6 separate regions of the Homo sapiens genome follow, and regions 2, 3, 4, 5 and 6 are each linked to region 1. Evidence: chromatin contacts called from ENCODE Hi-C or POLR2A ChIA-PET data. All regions are on one chromosome and are shown on one strand. Each heading gives the region's core, a stretch centred on a gene start or an enhancer-like site at or near the end of the contact. The rest is flanking DNA. Distances are from core to core; before and after follow the strand shown.

Evidence for each region. A loop is a pair of places that touch in the nucleus more often than their neighbours do. ChIA-PET counts read pairs that join two places held with the same protein, here RNA polymerase II (POLR2A). Pooled maps may share reads with other maps.
Region 2: a loop to region 1 is called in a map with no recorded cell type, with 3 times the contacts of the local background. The contact joins two enhancer-like sites. A Hi-C loop is called at or near these places in 4 of 37 single-sample maps with no recorded cell type and 4 of 50 pooled maps.
Region 3: a loop to region 1 is called in a pooled map, with 2.8 times the contacts of the local background. The contact joins the promoter of CCNG2 here to the enhancer-like site in region 1. A Hi-C loop is called at or near these places in 2 of 37 single-sample maps with no recorded cell type and 4 of 50 pooled maps. POLR2A ChIA-PET finds 5 or more read pairs at or near these places in 3 of 52 experiments (GM12878, WTC11 and activated naive CD8-positive, alpha-beta T cell).
Region 4: a loop to region 1 is called in a pooled map, with 4 times the contacts of the local background. The contact joins two enhancer-like sites. A Hi-C loop is called at or near these places in 3 of 37 single-sample maps with no recorded cell type and 3 of 50 pooled maps. POLR2A ChIA-PET finds 5 or more read pairs at or near these places in 1 of 52 experiments (WTC11).
Region 5: a pooled map shows a loop between it and region 1 (3-fold over the local background). The contact joins two enhancer-like sites. A Hi-C loop is called at or near these places in 1 of 37 single-sample maps with no recorded cell type and 2 of 50 pooled maps. POLR2A ChIA-PET finds 5 or more read pairs at or near these places in 2 of 52 experiments (BJ and activated naive CD8-positive, alpha-beta T cell).
Region 6: a loop to region 1 is called in a map of IMR-90, with 3 times the contacts of the local background. The contact joins the promoter of SEPTIN11 here to the enhancer-like site in region 1. A Hi-C loop is called at or near these places in 2 of 168 maps with a recorded cell type or tissue (IMR-90 and chondrocyte), 3 of 37 single-sample maps with no recorded cell type and 8 of 50 pooled maps. POLR2A ChIA-PET finds 5 or more read pairs at or near these places in 3 of 52 experiments (MCF 10A, Panc1 and WTC11).

Annotation. Positions count from the first base shown.
Region 1 is chr4:76,687,686-76,691,461 of GRCh38, reverse strand. All of the region lies in intron 2 of SHROOM3 (shroom family member 3), which reads right to left. Among named protein-coding and RNA genes, the nearest start is that of SHROOM3-AS1, 110 kb to the left of the region's middle. RefSeq lists a silencer at 1,786-1,965 and an enhancer at 1,879-2,401. Within about 2 kb of position 2,186, at least 21 of the 41 ENCODE cell types and tissues checked have a DNase peak (open chromatin) inside an H3K27ac peak, as active enhancers do.
Region 2 is chr4:76,197,987-76,201,762 of GRCh38, reverse strand. The region is part of intron 1 of SCARB2 (scavenger receptor class B member 2); the gene reads left to right. Among named protein-coding and RNA genes, the nearest start is that of SCARB2, 14 kb to the left of the region's middle. RefSeq lists enhancers at 1,653-1,712, 1,733-1,922. Within about 2 kb of position 1,987, at least 15 of the 41 ENCODE cell types and tissues checked have a DNase peak (open chromatin) inside an H3K27ac peak, as active enhancers do.
Region 3 is chr4:77,155,328-77,159,103 of GRCh38, reverse strand. CCNG2 (cyclin G2) reads right to left here and starts at 1,897. Exons shown (of 8, transcript NM_004354.3): 1 at 1,598-1,897; 2 at 434-571. The coding sequence starts at 571. It overlaps LOC101928864 (a long non-coding RNA gene), which reads left to right and starts at 1,040. Exons shown (of 2, transcript XR_244659.5): 1 at 1,040-3,776. RefSeq lists silencers at 1,589-1,698, 1,729-1,798, 2,219-2,338.
Region 4 is chr4:76,299,557-76,303,332 of GRCh38, reverse strand. All of the region lies in intron 6 of FAM47E-STBD1 (FAM47E-STBD1 readthrough), which reads right to left. Among named protein-coding and RNA genes, the nearest start is that of STBD1, 5.3 kb to the left of the region's middle. RefSeq lists a cis regulatory region at 1,846-1,856 and an enhancer at 1,779-1,923. Within about 2 kb of position 1,837, at least 11 of the 41 ENCODE cell types and tissues checked have a DNase peak (open chromatin) inside an H3K27ac peak, as active enhancers do.
Region 5 is chr4:76,982,405-76,986,180 of GRCh38, reverse strand. All of the region lies in intron 1 of SEPTIN11 (septin 11), which reads right to left. Among named protein-coding and RNA genes, the nearest start is that of SEPTIN11, 35 kb to the right of the region's middle. Within about 2 kb of position 1,945, at least 20 of the 41 ENCODE cell types and tissues checked have a DNase peak (open chromatin) inside an H3K27ac peak, as active enhancers do.
Region 6 is chr4:76,947,654-76,951,429 of GRCh38, reverse strand. It overlaps SEPTIN11 (septin 11), which reads right to left and starts at 1,678. Exons shown (of 10, transcript NM_018243.4): 1 at 1,500-1,678. The coding sequence starts at 1,526. It overlaps LOC105377294 (a long non-coding RNA gene), which reads left to right and starts at 1,865. Exons shown (of 3, transcript XR_001741739.2): 1 at 1,865-2,467. RefSeq lists silencers at 1,384-1,693, 1,724-1,903 and an enhancer at 2,814-2,893.

The DNA of each region.
Region 1 (3,776 bases), core at 937-3,436:
TCCACCTCCTACTGGGCTCAGGTACTTTTGGCAACCTTAATTTGCTTTGGTCCCAGGTCACAGAGGACCTGGTCCCAGGTCAAAATTGAGGAATTCTAAACAAATTTTAGAATTCCTCAATTTTGAGGTTCAGAGTAGTGACCTAGTCTTCCTTTATCCAGACAGTACTGCACTGAAGCCATCCTAGGCAGATGGATGTTTATCCTATTCTTAAAATCTCCAGGGAAGTGAATTCTCTACAACATCCCTTGGTAACCTTCTCCAGGGTTTTATCAAATGTATGGTGAGGAAGTTCTGATGCAGAAGCCAATAAACATATTAACCATATGAGCCAAGCCACAAGCACTGGAAAGGGGTATGTGTTTGGGCACCTCGCCTTAATGGTAGAGAGATGTATTTACAAAATAGGCTGTACAAACAGAAACCATTTGCTGGGAGCAGATGTGGGAAGTTGATTCAAGAGAAATTGCCACAATAAATTCTGTTCCAACTCATGGGCAATGTGAATAAGTTATTGTTGGTTATAACATTTTTTTAAGTAAGTTTATTTCCTTGTCAATTCCTAGCTTTAGTTCCTAAACCAGGATTGTTAGCAATGGAGAAAAAAAAAAGTCCATAGCTGAAAAGTTTTCAAATGACTAGGATTCTGTGAAAAACTAGGTCTTAGCAAACAAAACATAGATGTTGTTATAAGAGTTTATTTCTTTCTCTGTATATTACACCTTTTCTGCAACGATTGTGTAATATTTTTATAATCAGAAAAAAAAAGGTAACCATCAAAATAAATTTAAAATGTAAACCAACTTCTGGTGAAATTTTTTGGGGGAAAGATCTAGCCATATATCCGACCAGGGTGCTTTTAACTGGAAACGGACATTTAACTAGGCTTTAAAACAACTAATTAAAAACAGAAAATGCACAGAACTCTCTCTGGCAGCCTCTGTGCTAGGACTTCCTGTTGCACCCCCCGATATCACAGCAATCTCTCCATGGAGATGACCCGCATGCAGGGCACCCATTTGCTCCCAGTGCAGAAGCTCCCGTGCACACAGTGCGCCACAACAACACTACTATTTAAAGGGAGAGGGGAAAAAGGTAATGCCAAAATACATCCTAGAGGAAGAGAAATACATCCCACCCCCAGAGAGTGCTCCAGGTGTTGAAATTTTGTAACCACTCCCCTCCCCCACCAGCAAAAGTTTTATTCCTCTGGCAATTCGGAGTAAAGCGAGCGTCAGGTAGAATTTCATTTTCATGATTTAAGTGTTGCTGCAGCACAAGGAACACACTATTTAAGTAACTGTCTTAAGATCTGGAGCAAGTGGGGGTTGGGGGTAGGCGTGCCCCTCAACGCACTTCAGGAGCCTTTCCTACAGAAACAAATCCAGTAAAATTAAGAAAGGCAAGGAGTTCTCAACTCAGCAGGGGCCCTGGTGGGAAGCAATTTATCAAAATTAAAATATTTCACAGATCATTTCTTCCGAAAAGTTTTCATGCTGTCAATAATCAACAATTATTTTCCTCTTGGAGTGGCAGCTACTGCCTCTCTGATAAAAAGCCAAGGCCTAGGAGTGTCAGGAGACCCTCGGAGCACGCCACCTGCCCCCATCAGCCGGGGTGCTGGCCGTGAAAGCCCCTGGGAGCCATCCTCCAGACAGGGCTTTCCAGAGTCGCCGCAGAGCCCGAAATAGACGCGCTCCAGAAAGCAGCCGGCCGGCCCCCGCCTCCCTCTCCGTGCCCAGCCGCCCTCCTCACTCACCATCGCCGCTCGCCTCGCGGCCGCCGCCCCCGGGCTGCTCGGGGCTCCAGGCCGACGCCAAGTTCAAACTTCGCCGCCGCTCCGAGGAGGCGGCGCGCGGCATCGCCGGCGGGGCCCAACGCGCTCAACAATGGGCGGCCCAGCAGCGCCCTGCGCCACCGCGCCACCGCGCCGCGGCTACAGCTGCACGGTGGGCCGGGGCAGCGCGGCTGGAGGACGCTGATCCCGCGCGGCGCGCCGAGGGTGCGGGGCGCTCGCCCACCTCTCGTCCCGCCCGGGCCCGCTCAGTCCACCCCGCGCCCGCCGCACCCGAGGGGCCGCGCTGGCTCGGCGCTGGCTCGGCGCTCGCTCGCCACCAGGTAATCCCACAGGAAGCCTCCCGGATTGGCCCGGGAGCTCAGGACCGGATTTGCATTTCAATGGCAAAGAAGGCTCCCTAAGGTTTGAAAACGGATTCTGGGGTGGAAGCGTCGCGCTCCACTCGCCCCTCCGCGGTCCTTGGGTCCTTACGGTATTAAGGGGACCGGACCGAAGCACACACCCTCAGTCCCTCTGCCCATTCAATCAGAAAGGTGCCTTAATTAACCTCCCCCCGTTGTAAAATGCAGAGGAATCCAAAAGCAAAATATCAACTTTAAGAAGCCCGCGCTCGCTTTTCAGAGGCTATACAGTTAGTAATTGATCAAATGAAGCATGAATGAAGCAAGGTAAAAAGTTCACAGCTAAAAAAAAAAAAAAAAAGCTCGCATTACAAGGAAAATAACCATCCTTTTTCTCAGCATGCCCTCTTCTCAGTGTAAGTCACAGCAGAGATGCAGGTGGTGGTGAATGCCGCTGAAGCCTTCCTTCCGGGCCTGTTTTTGTTTCCATAAGCATCGTCTCTGATTAGACAAGAGACGTGATTCTTTCGGTCGTCATGACTGTAATTTCGAGAGATTTTGGATTCAGCTTTGCAAACTTTGGAATTTTAGAAAATATATCCATTTGCATTTGTTTTGCATTTATGATATAGGCGTCCAGTTAATATTCTAAAGGAAGGGATGGTGCTAGTTTAAGTTTCATCTTTCTTCAAAGGTTCTTCCAGCCTCTTTCAACGGAGGTAGGAATTTTTTCCCCTCAGAGTCCTCTCTTAATTGCTCTCACGTGTCACCTCCAGAGATGAAAGTAACAGTAAGGTTTGAAATTGGCTTTATTCTCATTCAAGCAGAATCCCTGTTGTTAAATGTCCAGGTTCTATATTTAAGGTAATAAATATGCATATAGACACAGAGAAGACCTCACTAGGTAGGAAATAGAAACCTCCCTTACCAAACAGCTGATACCACATTTACCTTTACTTGTCTGTGCTCTTATATCCTGACAGAATGCAGGAGCATTAGCAGCCATGGCAACCACTGAATAAACCTCTTTACTGAAACCTTCATGGACAGGCTCCTCCCTGCCATAAAGTATTATCCTCCTTAAAATTGTATTTTGTTTTACCTATGGTATCACAAGCAGGTATCAACACATACACAGCTGTCACACAGTCATGGGGTAACCACAAACATTGTTGCTAGGCATTGGAAGCAGAGAGGTTAATATGGTTTGTTCTGTGTCCTCGTGTCCTGTGGCAATCTTGTTTGGGGGAGAGGGAGGTGATGTCCAGAACTTAAGCTTTGAAGAAGTGGTCAGCCCTTGCAGTTTATAACGCACATTGCCGCTGCCATTGCGCGTGGGGGGGAGTAAGAAGTATTAGCTGGAGAACACAGCCAGGAGCTCTGTGGGCAGAACAGATAAGGCCTCCTCTCCTGCTGCTGCTTTATCTTGTTTTCTAAGTGCTCTGGGTCAGGTGAAATCTCATAAGGGTGGAACAGATCCCTCTACTTCTGTGTGAAACATCACTGTAAATTGGTGATTAAAAACACAGTTTGGGTCCAAATCTCACCTCCCACACAGCATGGATGTTACACCAGTGAAATTCATCACTATGACCAGAGGTCCCTGGGCTTCCTTTGTAACATAGATTCTGGAAAAA
Region 2 (3,776 bases), core at 738-3,237, 490 kb after region 1:
CTTTGGCATATTAATTATGCATAAAAATAGACCCTGCTAATTCCAAACTAGTCTTAACCATTTATGAAAGGAGGCCAAAATGTCTCCTTGAAAAATAATATTTGCAGCTAAGAAAGTTACTGTCTCTTCTTGATTCTGCAGTACTGAAATTCAGACTTTTTATTTATTCAGATCACCTTTCTTACATATTATTTAGAATATGCGGCATTTTGCCACATTGAAGATTTTACCAAGAAGAACTGGGTAAACAGCAGAAGATGAATGCCTGGCACAGCGTTGTGCTCTACGCTGCGGTATCATCTGTTTCTTCATTAATTATTTATTGTGTCCCTTCTGTGCCAGAAACCATGTTATGTGCTGGGGATCCATGAAAAAGATACAGTTCTTAGTATCAGACCCAATCTGACACTAAAGACTAATGAACACATTTTCCTTATAAAACTTGTGAAGTTTCATGAAAGCAGAGAGAAAACACATAGTTCAGAGGGGCCTTCTGAGAGATGGCACTTCTGAATTGAGCCCTGAAGCCCAAGTAGAAGTGAACCAGGTGATAAGGGCCCTGCAGAGACTTCTGGGTGAAGGGCGGTGAGTGACTCAGGCCAAGGCACTGGCTGAGAACTTGTGTGGTGGGTGCTAGGTAACAGTAGATGGTTGCGTGTTACTGGTGCATAAAGTGCCTACCAGGAAAAGACAGCGACAGGTGACGCAGTTGCATCAGATCACAACAGGTCAAGGACTGTGGACTTTATCCTTTGAGCAGGGGTGGAGTATCTGTTCCCTTAGGCACTTTTGACAGGCTTCTCTGAAGCCTGAGATGGATGAAGCATTTGAAAGGAAAAAGGCTGGAGAGAGGGAGACCAGTTAGGAGCCTACATACAGTATTGTCACAGTCCAAGCCAATGATGAAATGTGCCTTGGGGTAGAAATGGGGAAGAGGAGGAGGTGAAATCAGCAGGACTTAGTGATCAACTAGGGGAGAAAATCATGAGTCCATTTTGGTCATGTTGTCTTGGAGCAGCCTGTGAGATGTTTAGATGGGGGAATTTTATCACAGATCCATGCTACTGGAAGGATCTAAATAATTTCAGGCATAAGCTGTTTGTTAGGCTGAATTACTGAGTCTTGCACATAATTTTTCACTCCCTGTTACATGCATGTTGGTTTTGTGTCCTTAGCTAAATTTCTTCTTACAGACAGGGCCTATGCCTGTTTGCAGGGCATAGTCCGGGCACATAGAAAGCTCTCAGTAGGTACATATTGGGTGATTAACTGAAAAGTATGTTTTTTAGTCCAATTATTAATTTAGCTGTTGACACTGTGAATTCACCATAGAACTTGATAATTTTCCAGTATTTTGTTTTAGTGGTAGTGCCACAGTATTGTGCGTGGAAAAATTCATTATGTTCGTCTTGGTTAAAACTAATAAGCAACAGTTATATTGTGACTCCACAGTGCCACTCTTAATATCCAGAGTCACACTGTAAAACTGATTTAAGGCCTTATGTTGCTTTTTCATTTAGTGTAACTAAGAAGACTCAGCTGATTACAAGGTTTGTCTGGTGGCTGTCATCACCACAGCAGAACCCTCGGTGAGGAAGATCAGTTGTTCCCAAGCCATGGCTTTCTGTTCAGACTGGCAAAGGGCGCCTTTGAGGGGGACACTAGCTCGTTGTATCTGGCGGAATGAATAACTTCCTGTGCCAGACAGTCCGCGGTCTTGAGGCTGAGGTTATTATTTGTTAGTTTCTCAGGCCTTCCTTTGCCGAGCAAGCTCCTGGGAGTGCACACTTGAATGCCCTGAGGATCAGAAATAGAAGGGGCAGAAATTAAAAGTTTAAGTCAAAACAGAGCCCTCTCTGGGCCATCTTGTGGCAGGAGGTTGAGGTGCTTTCTTTGGACCCATTAGCATACTGGGGCTGCGCGGCTGCCTGGAAACTCTAGAGTTGAACTCTCCCTTTTTCGGTTCCTCACCTGTGGGCTCCTTACTAGGAGCTGACAGTGACCTCACGCAGCTGCCCTAGTTTCCTTTCCTCCAGATGGCACGGGTAACACTCGAGGAAACCCTGAGAGTTCAGAGTCCAACTTATGGCTTCTCCATAGTTTCACTGTCCCTCTGGGCTAGAGTTGCCAAATAAAATAAAATACAGGACAACCAGTTAAATTTGAATTTCAGATAACAAATAACATTTTAGTATGAGTCTGTCTCGTGTGATATTTCGGTTCAGTCCGATGTATCAGTTGTTAATGTCCTGCCATATTTATCTCTCTGATGCACTTTTTCTTGAATTATTTGAAGTAAGTTGTAGATATCACACACTTTGTTCCTAAATCCTTCAGCATGCATCTCCTATGAATAAAAACATTTTTGATGTAGCCCATGCAATATTTGGGACATAATTATATTATAAAATTATTTGTTGTTTATCTGAAATACAAATTTAACTGGGTATCCCAGGTTTTATTTGCTAAATCTGGCAACTCTACCCTCAGGGTGCCATGGGGTGGCAGCTGCTGGATGGGTGAGTAAATCTGCACTCCTGGACTTGGTCAGATTTGATTTCATTTACTGGCTTTGTGACTTGGGACAGCCAGTGCCACCATTTCTTTGTCTGCAAAATGGGGATTTTTATTTTGTAGTGTCAGTGTAAAACTCAGAGATAAGGTACATTATAAAGCCCCTAGCATAGCACCTGACTTTAGCAGACTCACAGTAGATTGCAGCTGGCGTGGCAGTAATGGTAACTGAATAGTAACTGCCATTCTCTGAGCTGAAAGTGAGAAAATAAAAATAAAGACACACTGTTTTAGAAATGTTAGCAGCTGTATTTACAACTTCCCTCTGTTCTCTCATTCCCCATCTCTCTTCCTACTTAGTGCATTCGCATGAGCACACACACACACACACACACACACACACACACTCACTCACTCTCCAGCACGTGATCTACTCTGGGATTGACAGAGGGTTTCCTGACAAACATCCAACTTGTAAGGTGGAGGAAAAGAGACATATGAAAGCAGCAGGAAAAGCCACCACTCTTGAGGGCAAGATTTGAAGGGAGTAAAAGGGGCTATGAGGATTTGTCTGAGTGCTGGTGACTCAACTAAGAAGTGGCCAGGCAGAGAAGGGCTGTGGGGGTGGAGGGAGACAGAGGAGAAGCCCCAGCTGTAACATGGTCTGGGTTGGTTATGACTCTGGCATGCTGCCAAGGACAGTTTTTATTGTTCTTGTTTTTCATTTGCTTTGTTTCATTAAGAAGTCAAATGTACTAAATGTTTATTTCTATCCTGAAAGTTGGAGGAACAAGTTCAAGTCACACTGTTTACGCATGTCAGAACAGCCAGGTTTACCCTTCTTTCTGGTAACCCCTTCTTTCTGGAAACCCTTCCACTTGTCTTTGGATTTATGGTTGCCTAAAAGCTGGATGCCAGCCCAGCAAGATAAACCAGGGAGGTTAGCCATCTGTTCATTTATGTTTGCTGATTCTTTCAGGGTTCCTAATTCTGAGGTGATTTTCTTCACATGAACAAATAAATGAGATCTCAAGTCCTTTCTCACTGGAAACTTCACACACTATGATGCTTGTCAGGAAAAATTAGGCAGGAATACAGAGTGCTCACTCAACTGTCCTGACAGTAATAGGAAGAGAAGTGCGGTGGAGTCGAGAGTGGGGGCGGCTGCTCCTGGGCCTTTGCAGCAGAGCAGACCGCAGCTGAGGCAGCATCAGGCTCGCCTTTGTTTTGCTAGAACAGAGGAAAGCCAAGATGAAGTGAGT
Region 3 (3,776 bases), core at 648-3,147, 470 kb before region 1:
ATTTCAGAGAGTTATAGCAAATATAATTCAATTCCCTTGGAATGGAGAGAAAGGGTTCTTTTGTTTGCTTTTCTAAAGTCATTTAAGATTCTACTATAAATATGTATTTCACAGGCAGAGGGTGTTTGCACAAATGAACTACTCAATTCACCCGGGGTCTCCCATCCTGAAGCTGCAGGCTGGAGTATGGGGGGCAGCGAGGAGGGTGCCACATTAAAAACAACAACAAAAAACCCCACTTCTCTAAAGTATCACTCTCATTCTTGCTAAGAAACAAAAGCATTAACCTGTAATAAGGTTTATCTTGGTACTCCAGAAAGAACAACTTTTAAGAAATTTTGCAGGCTTTAGTCATGATTCAACGGGGGCGGGGGGGTTACCTCCTCCAAGCCCCATCAGCTGCTTGAGCAAGTTATCTTTTCTGCCAACTTACCTCCGGGGTAGCCTCAATCAAACTCAGCCCTTTTTCTCGAGGTTGGAATCTCTCTTCTTGTTCCAGGTAGACGTTCAACAACCCGAGAAGTTGGACCCCTTCATGACCTGCCAAGTGCTCTGCCCCCAAATCCTTCATCTGCAGTAAAGACACCACACAGAGAATGTAATCTGGGGGTAAGAGGGGTGGGGAAGCGGGAGAAAGGGCTGAGGCCAGTACCTCCAGCAAGGGTCGCCCCAGCACACCCCGACAAGGAGCGGGTGAAGGGACCAGTCACGTCCGCCAGAGCCCCAGGGCAATCCCCACCACGGCCAGGGAGGTGTGGCAGGGGGAGGAGCCGTGGTCAGGTCCGCCGGCCAGCGCTGGGTAAGACCGGCCAGCCCTGGCCTCTTGGCGTTTCACAAACAGGAAACTGTCCGCGGGCGCCGGCGTCCCCTCGGTCTGCCCCACCTGAAGTCGCGCCAGGGAGGGCCTTCTGCCCAGGGGACTGCAGTGTGGCGAGCGACTGCAGCGGGTCCCGGGGATGGGGTGTTGCACAATAGGGGGGAGGGGAGGGAGAGTCTCGCGACTGAACAAAGAAGCGGAGGGAGGAGACTCCCGAGCCCCGCCCGCCCGGGGCGCCCAGCTGCAGAAGCCCCTCTCGGAGAGTCCCGCCCCCAGCTTTTCCCGTCCGCTGCTGCAGCGCCGATTCCGGACTTACCCGAGAGGCGGATACCCCCGTCCCAGGAGCCCTGGGGTGGCGCGGCACACCCGGCTACGGTCCGGGGAGAGAAGTCCAGTCCAGCCCGCCCGCCCCGCGCCCGTAGGGACAACACCCGTCCACCCACTGATGCCGGGGCCCCACAACTCTGCAGAGCCCCGGGGCTGTCAATTCGAGAAGCACCACGCCAGCAAGTCCCCGTGACAACACGAGCGGGGGCGGGGGGCACCGAGGCGGAGACTGCCCTTAACCTAGTCGCAACCTCCTTCCACCCCACGAGCATCTATCTGTCCATCGCGGGCGCCAGCTCCCCCCGGGGCTGGGGCTGAGGGCAGCACCCTGGTCGCTCCAGCGGATGAGGAGCAGGCAGCACCGAGGCACTCGCATGGTACCAACCTCCTCAAAGCCCACAGTCCCCACCACGAACAAAGAAACCCACGGCGGCCCTGGGCGGGTCCACTCACCGTGCCGGAGACGCGCCTCCACCCGCCCGCGGCCTCGCGGTCCGCACGGACTGGGCGCAGCGGGGGCTTCCAAACCTGTCTCGCAGGTCGGGGACCCACCGCCTCAGCGGTGCCCCCGGTCCGGCATCCGACCCTTCCTCCCAGGCACCGCCGCCTCGGCCTCACAGCCCCGGCTCCATCCCGCTCCCCGCGCGCCCACCCTCCGCCGCGGCGCAACGCCGGCCGCGGAAGACCAGCCCACCGCCGCACCCCCGCCGCCTCAGCGGAAACCTCCCCGAGCCCCTTGTTTTTGTTAAGAGTTTCGACGCCCCCAAGGGGGCGGGGCACGTGACTCCCCGCGGAGGGATCCTGCACTTCCTCCACGGACTTTAAAAAAGAGTCCCGCCCCTAAGCTGCCGTCTCGAGCCTCTCTCGCGGCCTCCCTAGCTCTCCTTGGCTTTGCCGAGCCAGTCCTCCCGCCTGGCGCTAGGGCGGAGAGCGGAATCTGGGCGTCGGGCTTATTCCGCGATTGATCTGCGTTGGGGAACGGGGGAAGACAGAGGGGCGGAAGGAGATCGTTTCTGGTCTCATTACGCCTTTTAAAGGTCCCCGATTTGTTTTGTTTTCGCTGTTTTGAAAAGTCCGCCCAAAGTAGCCGGCTCTCTGATTGGATGCGGGTGGGGCGATGGGCATGCTGAGGACCTGATTCACCCTCGAATCTGGATTGGCTAACTTATCAGTCTTGGAGCCCTCTGATTGGCTTTCTCCGTAGCCTGAGCCTCTCTCTGCCTTGGGGCCTTAGCAACTCCAGGGTCTGGATTGCGCATGCCTGGGTGTGCAGCGGAGAAGGTATTCAGTTACCTGCCCTGCGGGGCTGTGCCTTCTCGCCTGGCTGCCTCCGCCTTTCTTGGGGGAATGTCACGCTCGCGGCGCTTCTCCTAACAGCTAACCTTTGTGACAGCCTTTTCAGCCACGGGAGAGTTTTCTACATTCCTTCTTTATTTTGTCTTGGCGTTCCATTTTGCAATAACCCACCAAATTATTATAACATTGTCGGGGCGTTTACTAAAATATTCAATAAATGCTACAAGTTTGGGTATTTGCTTTAAAATTTTACAGTCCAAGAGAAAAAAAAATGGAGAAGAGAGGTGAAATAAGATAGGCAAAAAGTTGAGGGTCGAAGCTGGGTGATGGGTACTCGAGGCTGCATTACAGTATTCTTTCTAGTTCTGTGTCTTGGAATTTTTCCATAATTTAAAAAAATTCAGGAGGGACTGAAGGAGGGGCTTTTCAATAAAAACTTAGCACGCTGATGAGGGTACGTAAACATCTAATAATTACGGCGTACCTCCAGAGGTTGTAGTGCTGTTGTTTTAATGAAGACTCCCAGAGCTTCTTGGTCCTTGGTAACCCATAAATTATCATTTATTGTTCATTATAATTAGCGTTGTTATTATAGGCGACACGTCTCCCAGGACGGGACAAAAAGCAAACAAACCAGGTGCCTTAGGCCAGAGACACTTTCACACGGAATATCAATGGGGCATGTGGTTGACTGCCCTGGAACATTTATTTGTTTACTCTCTCCCTCCTAAATTAGAAAATACCATATTCGTGAGTTCTAATCTACATAATCAGATAGTCCCTGGGAAGAGATTTCTCCTTTCTGTTCTTCTATGTGTTTTCTGTGAATTATTTTGTTACTTGTGAAATATGGGAAGGCACACAACATAGCTTTGGCAGCGCTCTTCTTTGCGGAGCAGCTAAGGAATTTTAAAACTAGGTCCCTTTGCATATTAGCTCGGACTAAACACAGGCATCTGTTTGGAGCACAGAGCAACTGGGGGAAGGCAGCCCAAAAAGCTAACACTTATTTCAGAGAGGTGTGAGCTTGGTGAGGGTTTTGGAAAATAAGATAAAATTAGCACACCAGTTTTAAATGATTTACAGGCTACATAATTTTATCCAATGCTTGTTTTATCTTTTAAACATTAAGTGATAACTTTTATTTGACATAATCATCTTGCTGGAAATCTATGCTGATAAACATAATAGGAGCATGAAACTAACTTAGAGACTAGAGCTAAGATTAAAATTACAGAGATGACAGCTCATTGTACAGAGCATCAATAGGCTGAGTGGACAGGGCCCACAGACAGAAAGCAGCTCGACCAACTATCCACCATCAGAGAAATGAAGA
Region 4 (3,776 bases), core at 588-3,087, 390 kb after region 1:
GAATAGATATAGATGGATATTTTAAAGTTTATTTTATTATATATTTTTTCCTTTAAACTTATGCAAGAAAAGATTGCTCAATCCTGGCTTAGAGGGATGAGGACAGAACAATGAAAAGCAACTCTGTTTGCAAAGTCAGAGAGACTAAAGACTGTGGGAAGGAAGAGCCAGAGAAGAAGGAGAACCAAAATCAGATAAGAAAAGCAGTTCAAGAAGGTGGCCAGGAGAGGGAATGGAGGCATTGCTTTGCAGAACTGAAGTTGATAGAGAACTGAAGGGAAAATGGTTGCAATTGGCACATAAGAGGCCATCAGTAGCTCTGGAGTGTTTGTGGGGGTGGAAGTTGGATTTCAGAATGCTAAGATATAAATGTTGTGAAAGGATAAGAAGTCCAGCATTGAGTTATCTCTCTCTTGAGAAACGTGGAGGCAATAGGTTGGAGAGAAATTGAAGGGTTGCTTAAGAATAGAACAGGATACCCAGCACTTTGGGAGGCCGAGGTGGGAGGATCTCTTGAGGACAGGAGTTCGAGACCAACCTGGGCAACACAGGGAGACCCCCCCCCCCCACCTTCCACCAACCCCCCCCCCCCAAAAAGAAAAAGAAAAGAAATAGACCAGGACTCAGGGCAGTTCCTATAAACCAAGAGAGATTTAAGCACGATTGGGAGCAGGAAAGAGCCAGTGGAGACTGAGCTTGAAGACATGAGAAGCAGAGGAAATATTTTTTCATTGGACTTTCATAAGGCACAAGAGGGAGATGGGTCAGGAATGCCAGTGGAAGAATTGGCCTTCAATGAAGGAAAGAGATTAGAAGGGCATGAAAAAAAGAAAAGAATGAAAATAAGAGACATTTTGTGCCACAAAGGAAGTAGTCAATGAGGTTATCAGCTGAGTGGGAGAAAGAAAATCTGGCTGGAGTTTTAAGAAAAGCAGAGAAAGTAGATAATGACCACTGGGAGAAGACATGGCCAGTAGAAGAGGTGTCTCTGCATAGTCCTGTTGCCTCTCCACAGTGGGGTATAATAAGAAAGAGATTTGGTCTTGTCCTTTTGTTGCTGGCACAGAGAGCGTAGAACCCTTGGGATTTGTTATTCCTAATGGGATCCTTTCGATCACACCAGGTTTTCTCTTATGGTATCAGTATCTTTGAGGTTTGTCTCATCCCTAGTTTAGATCATAAATCCCTTGCTGGTCACAGCTTGGACATCTTTCTATTCCCTGGAATGTCAAGGCTATCATCTAATAGGCCTTCTTTTTATTGTTTTTGTTTATTGAATAACTAAAATATGCAGGCACCAGGCTAAGTGCTTTATAAAGATTATCTCATCCTTATAAATGGAATGCTTGGAGGGAAGTAATCTGGTCAAGGTCATACAGTTAATGAGTGACTGAGCTAGGATTTGAACCCGGTGTTCTGATCCCCAGGACCTGCTCTGAAACCCTAGCTACACTGAAGTCTGATGATTCTTAAACTATGTTCAAATTTCAAAGCATAGATTTTAGAAGTGAGTGTGCAAATTTGGATGTGTTATACTAGAGAACCCTTATGGTTGTGTTTCAGTGTTTGTGGTGACTCTCAGACTTGTTCTTGATCTGTAATAACTCTGCAACCCCTCTCTCCATTAGGGGAATGCACTTATCACCCTCAGCACCTGTCCATTGCTGTCAGACCTCTGGCTCCTGGGGAGCCACATAACATTAACCACAAGTACAACCTCTCTGCAAAGCAGTCACATTGGAGCTGCCCAGTTTCAGGTTTCACAGAGACATTTTCTAACTGAAACTGTTTGCAAACCTCTGACTCATCTTAGTTCCAGAATAGACTCAAGGCTGACATCAGTCATGCTAAGTCATTAAAACTTTAGAAAAGGGAGATCTGTGTTAGACAACTAGCTCACTATCTACAGAAAAATAAAGCTGGATTACTACTTTGTACCACATAAATGCTGAACTCCAGATGAAATAAAGTCCTAAATGTAAATGGTAAAACTATGAATAGAACAAAATCCAGGAAACTGGCAATGTGACATTGCCTAACATAGGAGGCCAAAAACATTTTGACTTCATTAAAATGATGCTATCTGGTCAATGAAGGGTGCCATAAACAGTTACCAGATAGAGCCAAACTGGGGGAAGATATTTGTGTTGTCTAAAACTGATAAGAGATTAATACCTAGCTCTACAATGAACTCGTACAAATTGGCAAGAAAAAGACGCAAGATCCAATATAAAAATGGACGAGGGACGCTCTTTCCTCAGTGCCCAGAACAATGACTGGAACATAATAGGCACAATAATTTTTGGCTGAATAAAATTAGACACAAAAAATGCTTAAACTCATTGATAGTCAGAAAAATGCAAATTAAAACAATGATATGCCATTTTACATCCATCAGAGAGACAAATATTAGAAAGAAGTTGTGTGGTGCTGCTGTTGGGAGAGCCAACAGGTACAAACACTCTGGAAGAGTGTTGTGAAGCTAAGTATGCACATAGCCAATGGCTGTGCAATCCCACTCCTCAACATGTAGGCCCAGGGAAAAATGTGCACAAGACTATAAGGGACATACAGTGTTACTTGGGCCAACGGCAAGTTCAAAGCCCCTGGCTGTTCATCATAGGGTAATAACTAAATAAAATGCGATAGATGCCTATGAAATACTATGCGGTAGTTAGAACAATGAACAAGATCTAGACATAATGTAATTAAATCTTAAATACATAATGGTGACTAGAAAGGCAAGAAACAATGACTTACAGTACAATAATATTTATGCAAGTTGAAAATACATAAACACTCAAAATAGCACTACTGAGGCTTCAAAGATACATGCATATTTAGGAACAATTCTTAACACATTAAAGGAAGTGGTTTGGTGGGCAAAAGTATAGGAATAGGAGTTGGGATAAAAGGAGAATGAATAAATAAACAAAGAGGTCCAGGGTGGGGTCTGGATTCTGCTTTCCTAACAAGCTGCCAGTTGATACTGGTCTGTTGGCCTCACTGTAAGTAGCAAAGAGACTAAGGAGTAAGGTGAACTCAAACCTTGCAGGCTTAAAGAGGAAGTGAGGAAGAATGGAGGGAAATATGAGGGAGGAAGGAAGAGGAGAACAGGCAAGTTTTGAAGGGTGGAGTCAGGGAGAGTCCAGGGCAGGGGCAGCGGGCCCGGCACACAGAAAAGGGAAGAGCCCATGGGTGCCATTGGCAATCTCTGCTTCCTCCAGTCAGACCTGCCGGACCACGCCATGCACTCCAGCTCCTCACACAATTAGATACAATTCAAATAATTGTAATCATGAGTGAAAGACTCCCAATTCCCACCAGGTGCACACTGTTACTAGAGAGAATGTAAGCCAAATTTCTCCTCAGAGAGATCCTCCCCAACCAAAGTTGGCCCTTGCCCTCACTTCCGCAGGCCTGCCCCCTGCTGTTCTCCATCCCTGCACCCCATTAATTGCCCATGTCACTCTCCATATTATCTTCTTTGATTAAAGGTGTGTTTCCCTCACTGGATTGTAAGCTCACAAGGGCAGGGAATTTATAGTTTTCTCCCAGTGACCTATAGGGTGCCTAGTGTCCTACACGGTAGAGGCTCAAAATATGTATTTATTGAGTGAATGAATAAATGAATATCAAGAATGGTCAAGCACTAGCATGTACCACCAAAATATAGGCTGTAAATGTCCAAGAGATTTTTTTAAAAGCATTGACAGTTATCTTCTTGGGAGAGAATGAGGTAGATTAGACCAGGACAGATCTAGCAAAGCCACCAT
Region 5 (3,776 bases), core at 696-3,195, 290 kb before region 1:
AGTTATAGACCTCCACCCTCTTGCAGGAGAAAAAAAGCCCACTGTTTAATCAGCTTAAACCCTCCCCTATCCTCTGAATTGGACAGTGAAGACTTGAAGTCATCAGTATCATGTTAGCTTTTCTCCTCTGTGCCCTGATGTATACCTCTAACATTTGCTGGTCACCCACCACACTCTTTTCGGCCAAATTTTTCCCACTCTGCCCTTTGGACATAACTACAACCAGTCTACTACCAGCTGGTTTCCATCCCTAAGCCCTGAAATCCAATGACTAACTTTGATATTTCTCTTAACGCTGCCCTCATTCGACTTCACCAAAATTTGTAAGCGCCTTGTTGTTTCAACAGAAGTCATACTCTCCAACCTTCTCATTTTCAGATAAGGAAACAGGTACAATGGCTACTTGACTAGTGTTCTTTATGCATGGGCCAGGTGGAGACAGAGTGAGGCGCGGGAGAACCCAGGACCCTGGTGCCTGGCCCACCTTCCCTCCATTACACTTAGGCCCGCTTTGCAGATAAGAACTCACATTGGTTGTGGATGAAGCCGAATCTAAAAGGCCTGGAAATACCATGCTGCATTCGTTCTCGTTCTTCCACCTAGACCTGCAGCCCCCTTTCTGTCTCTACAGCCTACCCAGGTTTACCTGGGACTAGAGTTTCACCTTCATTCCATCAGAAATTAAATTTCTCATATGCCCTTAGGAAAAACGCTGTTGAAAAGCAGTCCCCAGAAACAGGTATCCGAAGTGAACAGAGCCCCAGAGCTGCTTACAACCCCAGATAGGGGGAGGAGGGGAATCACTAGCAAAACAGCATTTCAGCAAACAACCACCAAGTGTGAAAATCCAAAAACTGTACAAAGCTAGAGCACTTTTTTCTTAGAGACAGAATGTTTTTCTAAAAGTCTGTGTAAACTCTTGAGAAGTTAAATCTAACTGGATGCCAAGAATTAACAACAACAAAAAAGACATTTTCTTCAGTTTCCAAAGACCACAGTCTCTCTCTGAGCACAAGTGACTAATGCCTGTAACAGCCGAACATTACAAAGTGCTGACCAGCAGAAAGTCTGTTTGGGAATGACAAGGTCCACGTGTGCATTCCAGGGACGCTTACAGATTCTGCAGTACTCCAAGGAAGACAGGGTGGGAGGGAAGCAATGTGACAAATAGGCAAGAAGTATTTATAAAGGCACGACCCAATTAGAAACAGATGTTGCAGCTGCTCTTTCGCACTGGCCCACATCAGAGATGATGAAAAGCCCGTCACCCAGCAGCCACCTAGGAACACTAATGAGCAAAGCAAGCGGGGAAGTGGGGAAGAGGTCATAAACCATTTCAAAACCCTCTTGCTGTCCAGTGGGTCCCAAACAACCCAGTTCCATTTAAGACATATCACGTCTCTTGCAGAGCATAAAACCACCCACTTGTCTCACTGTTGTTTATTTGGGTCATTTTTGTCCCTCCTGCCCTGTCTTTATCCTATGGAATATCTTCAAAACAGTGACGAATAGGAGGTCAAATAGAATTAAGAGGCTCAAAGCAGTTGGAAGTTTTTTCCTCAACTTTTTATGTCCTGTGCTACTCATATTCACACATCTATTCCTCAGTATTTCCTGTTTGAGAAATATTGTGGCTCAGTTCATCTATTTCTATTCACTGAATGCATTCATCAGCAAATAATGAAATATGGATGGGACGCTTCCTTCCCGATGCCACCATTTCTATCACCGGATATAAATTAGCCACTTCCTTTCTGAAAGATACCATATATTTCTGTGCCTTTCTGAAAAGGCAGGGGATTTTCAGTTACAGTAATGGCCATGTGATGGCAGTCTCTGTGAGAGAAGAAAAAAAAAAAATCCAATCCAGTTCCAAGCAAGTCATGAACAAAAGCACCAGGGCTGTTTCCCCTAGTCACAACCTGGCTGCTTTCTCCTCCCAAGGCATGTTCAGTTCCTAATCCAGGCTGACCTAGAACATCTGAGTCCAGTGACACATTTCCAGCACCTGAAAATTGAGGAATTATACCAGAAATGACCAAAACCATGATACATATTGAGGAAATAAACATACCAATTAACATCTGGTCTTGCTCTACAAATATTACTAAACAATTATGGCCAAAATCCTCAAGTCTTCCTAAGAGTTCTTTTTTTCTTTTCTTTTTTTCCCTGAAATGGAGTCTTGCTCTGTCGCCTAGGCTGGAGTGCAATAGCGCGATCTCGGCTCAATGCAACCTCCGCCTCCAGGGTTCAAGCAATTCTCCTGCCTCAGCTTCCGAGTAGCTGGGATTACAGGCACCTGCCACCACGCCCAGCTAATTTTTGTATTTTTAGTAGACACGGGGTTTCACCACGTTGGCCAGGCTGGTTTTGAACTCCTGACCTTGTGATCTGCCTGCCTCGGCCTCCCAAAGTGCTGGGATTACGGGCATGAGCCACCACACCTGGCCTCTAAGAGTTCTACTGTGTCTTAATCTCAACCCTGGATAAAACAATATCAGGATGGAATAGGGGTTGTTTACATAAATGTGGGGCATGTGCTAGTTTTCTACTGCCATATAACAAATTATCACAAATTTAGTGGCTTGAAACAACATCCATTTATTAGCAGTCAGTTTCATAGGTCACAACTTTGGGCATGGTGTAGCTGGACTTTCTGCCTGGGTTATCACACGGCTGAAATCAAAGTGTGGGCCAAGCTAAGGAGGTTGTCCTCTCAAGGCTCTGGGGAAATACCCTCTTCCAAGCTCATTCCAGATGTGGGCAGACTCAATTCCTTGCAGCTGTAGGACTGAGGGCCTTCTCTCCTTACTCGCTGTCAGAGGCTGCACTCAGCTCCAAAAAGTCACTGACGGTTCCAAGCCACGAGGTCACCTCTGTCTTCAAAGTCAGCAATGAAAAATCTCCCTGTGTCCCTCTCACATGTCAAATATCCTTCTTCAGGAACAGTCTGGTCCCTTTTAAGGGACTGCTTAATGAGGTAAGGTCCACCCAGGTCAATCTCCATTTCTAAACGACAGCTGTGCCATAACCTACCTGTGGGAGTGATATTCACAAGTTCTGGGGATTATGCAGAGCGTGTACACCAGGGGGCTGGGATCTTGGGGCCATTTTCGGATTCTGCCTACCAAAGTATACATTATTTCAACATCCCTATTTCTCCTGTGTAACTTTAGGATAAGATATAATAATGAATATTGGCATTTCCCCAGCTAAAAAAAAAACAAAAACAAAAAACAACAAAAAAAACACACAACTGTCTCCAGGAGAAAAAAGATAGATATTAGTAAAAGCATGGTAAACTAGATCCCTCTCAGGCTACCAAGGCAAACCTTTTACACTGAATCTGATAAGGGCAGCTAACCACAAACTAGCTAGCCTTTGGAGGAAGCCTTCCAAAAATGAAAGTAAACTGCAAATGTTTAGGTGTTGTGTTTGTAACAAGAATTCTAGGAAATACAAAAGATTCTTAAGGAATTTGAGTCTTATTAGGGAGATAAGTTATTGAGGTAAAATGGAAGATGATTTTGAAATGTTTCATGATGAAATATACTACAAAGATTACAGGGTTAGACAATGGAGATGAATGTGGACCAGAGCAAAAATGTAAAACTCTCTTAAAGCAGGTCAGTTTTGCCCTAGGTTATGGTAAGATGAAATAAGATCTGGGCCGGGGGTGGTGGCTTATGCCTGTAATCCCAACACTTTGGGAGGCTGAGGCAGGCAATCACTAGAGGCCAGGAGTTTGACACCAGCCTGGCCAACATGGTGAA
Region 6 (3,776 bases), core at 429-2,928, 260 kb before region 1:
CATGTGACCACTAATTATCAAGAGCACAATTTATGTGCAAAAGAAGACCAGAATTCTTAAAAGAGCCATGTCATTAAATCGTAGAGTTGAAAAGGCCTAAAAGACAGTCATGATTCGATATGACCGCTGTGTTTTCTGACTGCAGAAAACGTCTTTGAAAGCACCGCGGGCAGCCGAACCACCAAATCGAATTAGAATCCGCAAAGGGACCCATGAACTTCTCCCGAGGGGGTAGGGTGCAAAAGGCGCGCGTATCTGGGGAGGAGTTAGGCGGGGAGAGGGGGAAGAGCCGGGAGCCTGAGAGCACAGCCTTGCATTTCTGGGATTTCCGAGCTTCCAGTATCTCAGTAAGTCTTTCGTCTGTAACTACAAAATCTCCCGAGCCACCACCTGCAGCTGCACAGCTGTGGGAAAGGGAAGAAGAAAAAGGGAAGAGGAGGTGATAGACAGGGAAAGACATCGCCCGAGGCGCCCCCAAAGCCAGTAAGGCGAGTGGACTGTGAACATCGACGATGAAAAGGGGAAAGGGAAAACAGGAGGACTCCGCCTTTCCCACCCAGCTCCGCTCCTTTCAAAAAAAAGGAAAGGCCGCCGCCGCCCCTTCCTCCGCCTTTCACTTGGGGATGCGGAGCGGCCACTGAACCGCACCCTCGGAGTCCCGCTCCCCTCCGGCCCGGCCCCGGGGCGCGGACCGAGTCTTGCAACCCAGTAGGCGCGGCGCCTTGGCCCACACACTCGGGGCAAAGGTATCTCCTCCCTCCTACTCTCCTCCCTCCCGCCGTGGGGCACTCGATTCTTCACGCACCCGCCCGCCCTTCCTCTTCCTCGCGTCCCAGCCTCCTCAGCCCGCCGCCCCCGGCCTTTCAGCCGCAGAACATTTCAGTCCTTCCACCCACACCACAAGGGAGCCTCCAGAAAACTTTGTGTGTGTTATCTGGGGCTTTGTCCACATCCTGGGCAGGGCCCGCTCAGCCGGGTGGATGCCCGAGGGTGTCCGGGATCTCACAATGCGCTGGGGAGGCCACCACGGAAATCCCACCCCTCTGACCTGCTTCTACAGCAGTGCCACACGCAGCACTTCAGCTCGCAATTCCCATGCCCTGAGCGCCCCCTCGGCGCGGGGGAGACTGGAGGAAAGCCCCGAACCCGGCGCCCTTCTGGCTGTCACGAGGGAAGAGGTGCGCGGGCAGAGGGAGGCGGCTGAGACACGCCGCGCCTCAAAGAATTATTTTAAAGGGAACAGGAGAGGGGTCCTTTTTCTTTCGCATTCCCAGAAGAGGGGCGCGACGAGGCGATCCACTGTTGCATCACGTAACTGAGCCCCTGGGCTCCTAACCCCGACCCCAGACGCGCGCCCAAATTCGTGCACACACCCACAGCCGTCGCCGCCGCCGCGGGGCCGAGCACCCGCCCGGCTCCCCTGTGGTCCTCACCGCACCCGCCCCAGAGCAGAGACCACCCGGCGCCCGAGGAGCAGCAGGCGAGGCCCCAGCACTCACAGACGGTCTCCCCACGGCCACGGCCATCGCAGCTGCGGCACCGGCTCCGGCTGCGCCCGGGTGCTTTACGCCGACTCCGGCTGCTGCTAGTGCTCGGGCTCCGGCTCGCCTCCCTCGCGCCTCCCTCGCGGCTGCGCTCTGCTCGCCGGCGTCCCGCTGGCAGCCAGCGGCATCTGCTCCCCCCACGCCGCCGCCCCTCCCGCTTTATTAGAGCAACATGGCCACCCGCCTGGAAGGGACCATTCGCTTCCCCAGGAAGGGGTGTGAGCCTGCGCGCCCGGCCGCGGTGGTGGGCGGGAGGATGGTGGGCGGGCTCCGAGCCCAGCTCCACTGGCCCCGGCCGCGGGGCTCGCCCCTCCGTCCCCAAACGACCGTCTCCGCTGCCATGAGATGCCGACAGCCTGTGCGCTGGCCGCCACCCCCTGCTCCATCAGGTGCTGGAATCTGAGTAAAAGCCTGGGCGCGAGCTCCCAGCCCCGGGGCCTGCCACCGGCTCCACGAAGCGGGCAGCTCCAGCGGCCGCCGGGAGAAGGAAGGGCGACCGGGGGAGACGGGTCGCAGGGACAGCACGTGGCGGAAAGTTAGCCCCGGACTAGCACGCCCCACCCGGAGAAGCCGGCCTGGAAGGGGCTGCGGACCACCAGGCGGAGCGGTGGGCGACCGAAGTGCGGCTGGGCTGGCCTCCTCGTCTCCGCACTGGAAGAATTGCCCTTCCGCAAGTCTTCCCTTCCCACATGGGGGCCCTCCAGGCCGCACCTCGGTCGCCCACCGCTTCCCTTGAGAAGGGAGACTAAAGACAGGCATCTGGAAGCTGTCACTGTGGCGCGCGGGCAGACAGGGGATCCCATTGGAGAGGAAGAGCCGTAGTAGTCGCTGCTGCCTTCGGCCGACCCAACGGCCGCCTGCTTGGGAGGAAGAAAAAGAACGCCCCCGCTGAAGAATTAAGGCAGCCATTGGTTGCTCTAGGGGTAAGGACCGAGGCCTCCCCTGGGTGTCACTGGAGCAGCCACACGTGGGGGATCAGCCGACTTCATTCGATCGCTGGCGACAGACCCGGCGACCCGTAGGAATGCGCGCTGGGGCTGCGGCTGGAGGGCGTGGCGACGGCAACAGGCGGGTGGCTCGAGTGGGTGCGACTCTGGGCGCGTGGGACTGAGAACTCCTCCGCCGTGGGGAAGATTTTTTTCCCAGCAGATGTTGGGGTGTTACTGCGTGTCTGAGGGGCCGGCGGAATGGAGGGGTCCCGGTGCGTGCAGGGCAGCGAGGTGTGTCAGATGAGCTGTGGATCCCTGCGGCCCCACGTGGGCCGGAGAGGGGGGCCCACGACAACAAGCGATTGAGGACAGCGATGGACAGGGCGGGGAACCAGCTGGGTGGAAGCACAGGGAGTGTGGTGAGGAGGGAAGGGCTGTGATCTGCCCTCGGTACGACGCCCCAAGGGACAGCCTGGCCTCCTGAATTAGGGAAAAGACAACCGGTCTCTTTAGACGGGCGCCTCAGAGTCTGACCTGAGTCTTCAAACGCCCAGATCCCCTGGGGCCTTGAGTCTCCCTGTCCCGCTGGCCCTGCCTCGCCTGCGCTTCAGGACTCCGACGCCCCCGCAGCCTTGGGCTAAGGGTCAGTCGTCCCCGGGCGCGGGTCCGGCTGCCCTGGAACTGATGCTGGATTTCGCTGGTAGGTGGGCTAGGGGCTTGGTCACCCCGTCTGAATTCCACTGTCAGGACAGCTGTGGAACCGCCAGAGAAAAGTCTGGCCATGAAAGAAAGGTGAGGGGCGCCGACGCAGAGCTTATTTATTCAGTCTGTGGGCGGACTCAGACGTGCAGAGCACCAACCTCTTCAATTTCTGCCCTCTAGACTCCAAATCTTTTGAAATTAGGGACCACCATTTTATGCCAAACATACAGTAGGCGCTCAATAAGTGTTGAATTAAGATTACACATAAATGGGCCGGGCGCGGTGGCTCACGCCTGTAATCCCAGCACCTTGGGAGGCTGAGGTGGGCCAACATGGTGAAACCTTGGCTCTAAAAAAATGCAAAAATTAGCCAGGCATGGTGGCGCTTGCCTGTAGTCCCAGCTACTATAGAGGCTGAGGTGGGAGAGTCGCTTGAACTCTGGAGGCGGAGGTTGCAGTGAGCCGAGATCGCGCCACTACACTCCAGTCTGGGTGACGCAGTGAGACCCTGTCTCAAAAAATATATAATAATAAGATTACACACAGATGGGTGCTGTGCAAAGGGAGGGGGAAGACAAATACTTTCTTCTGCAGCTCTGGT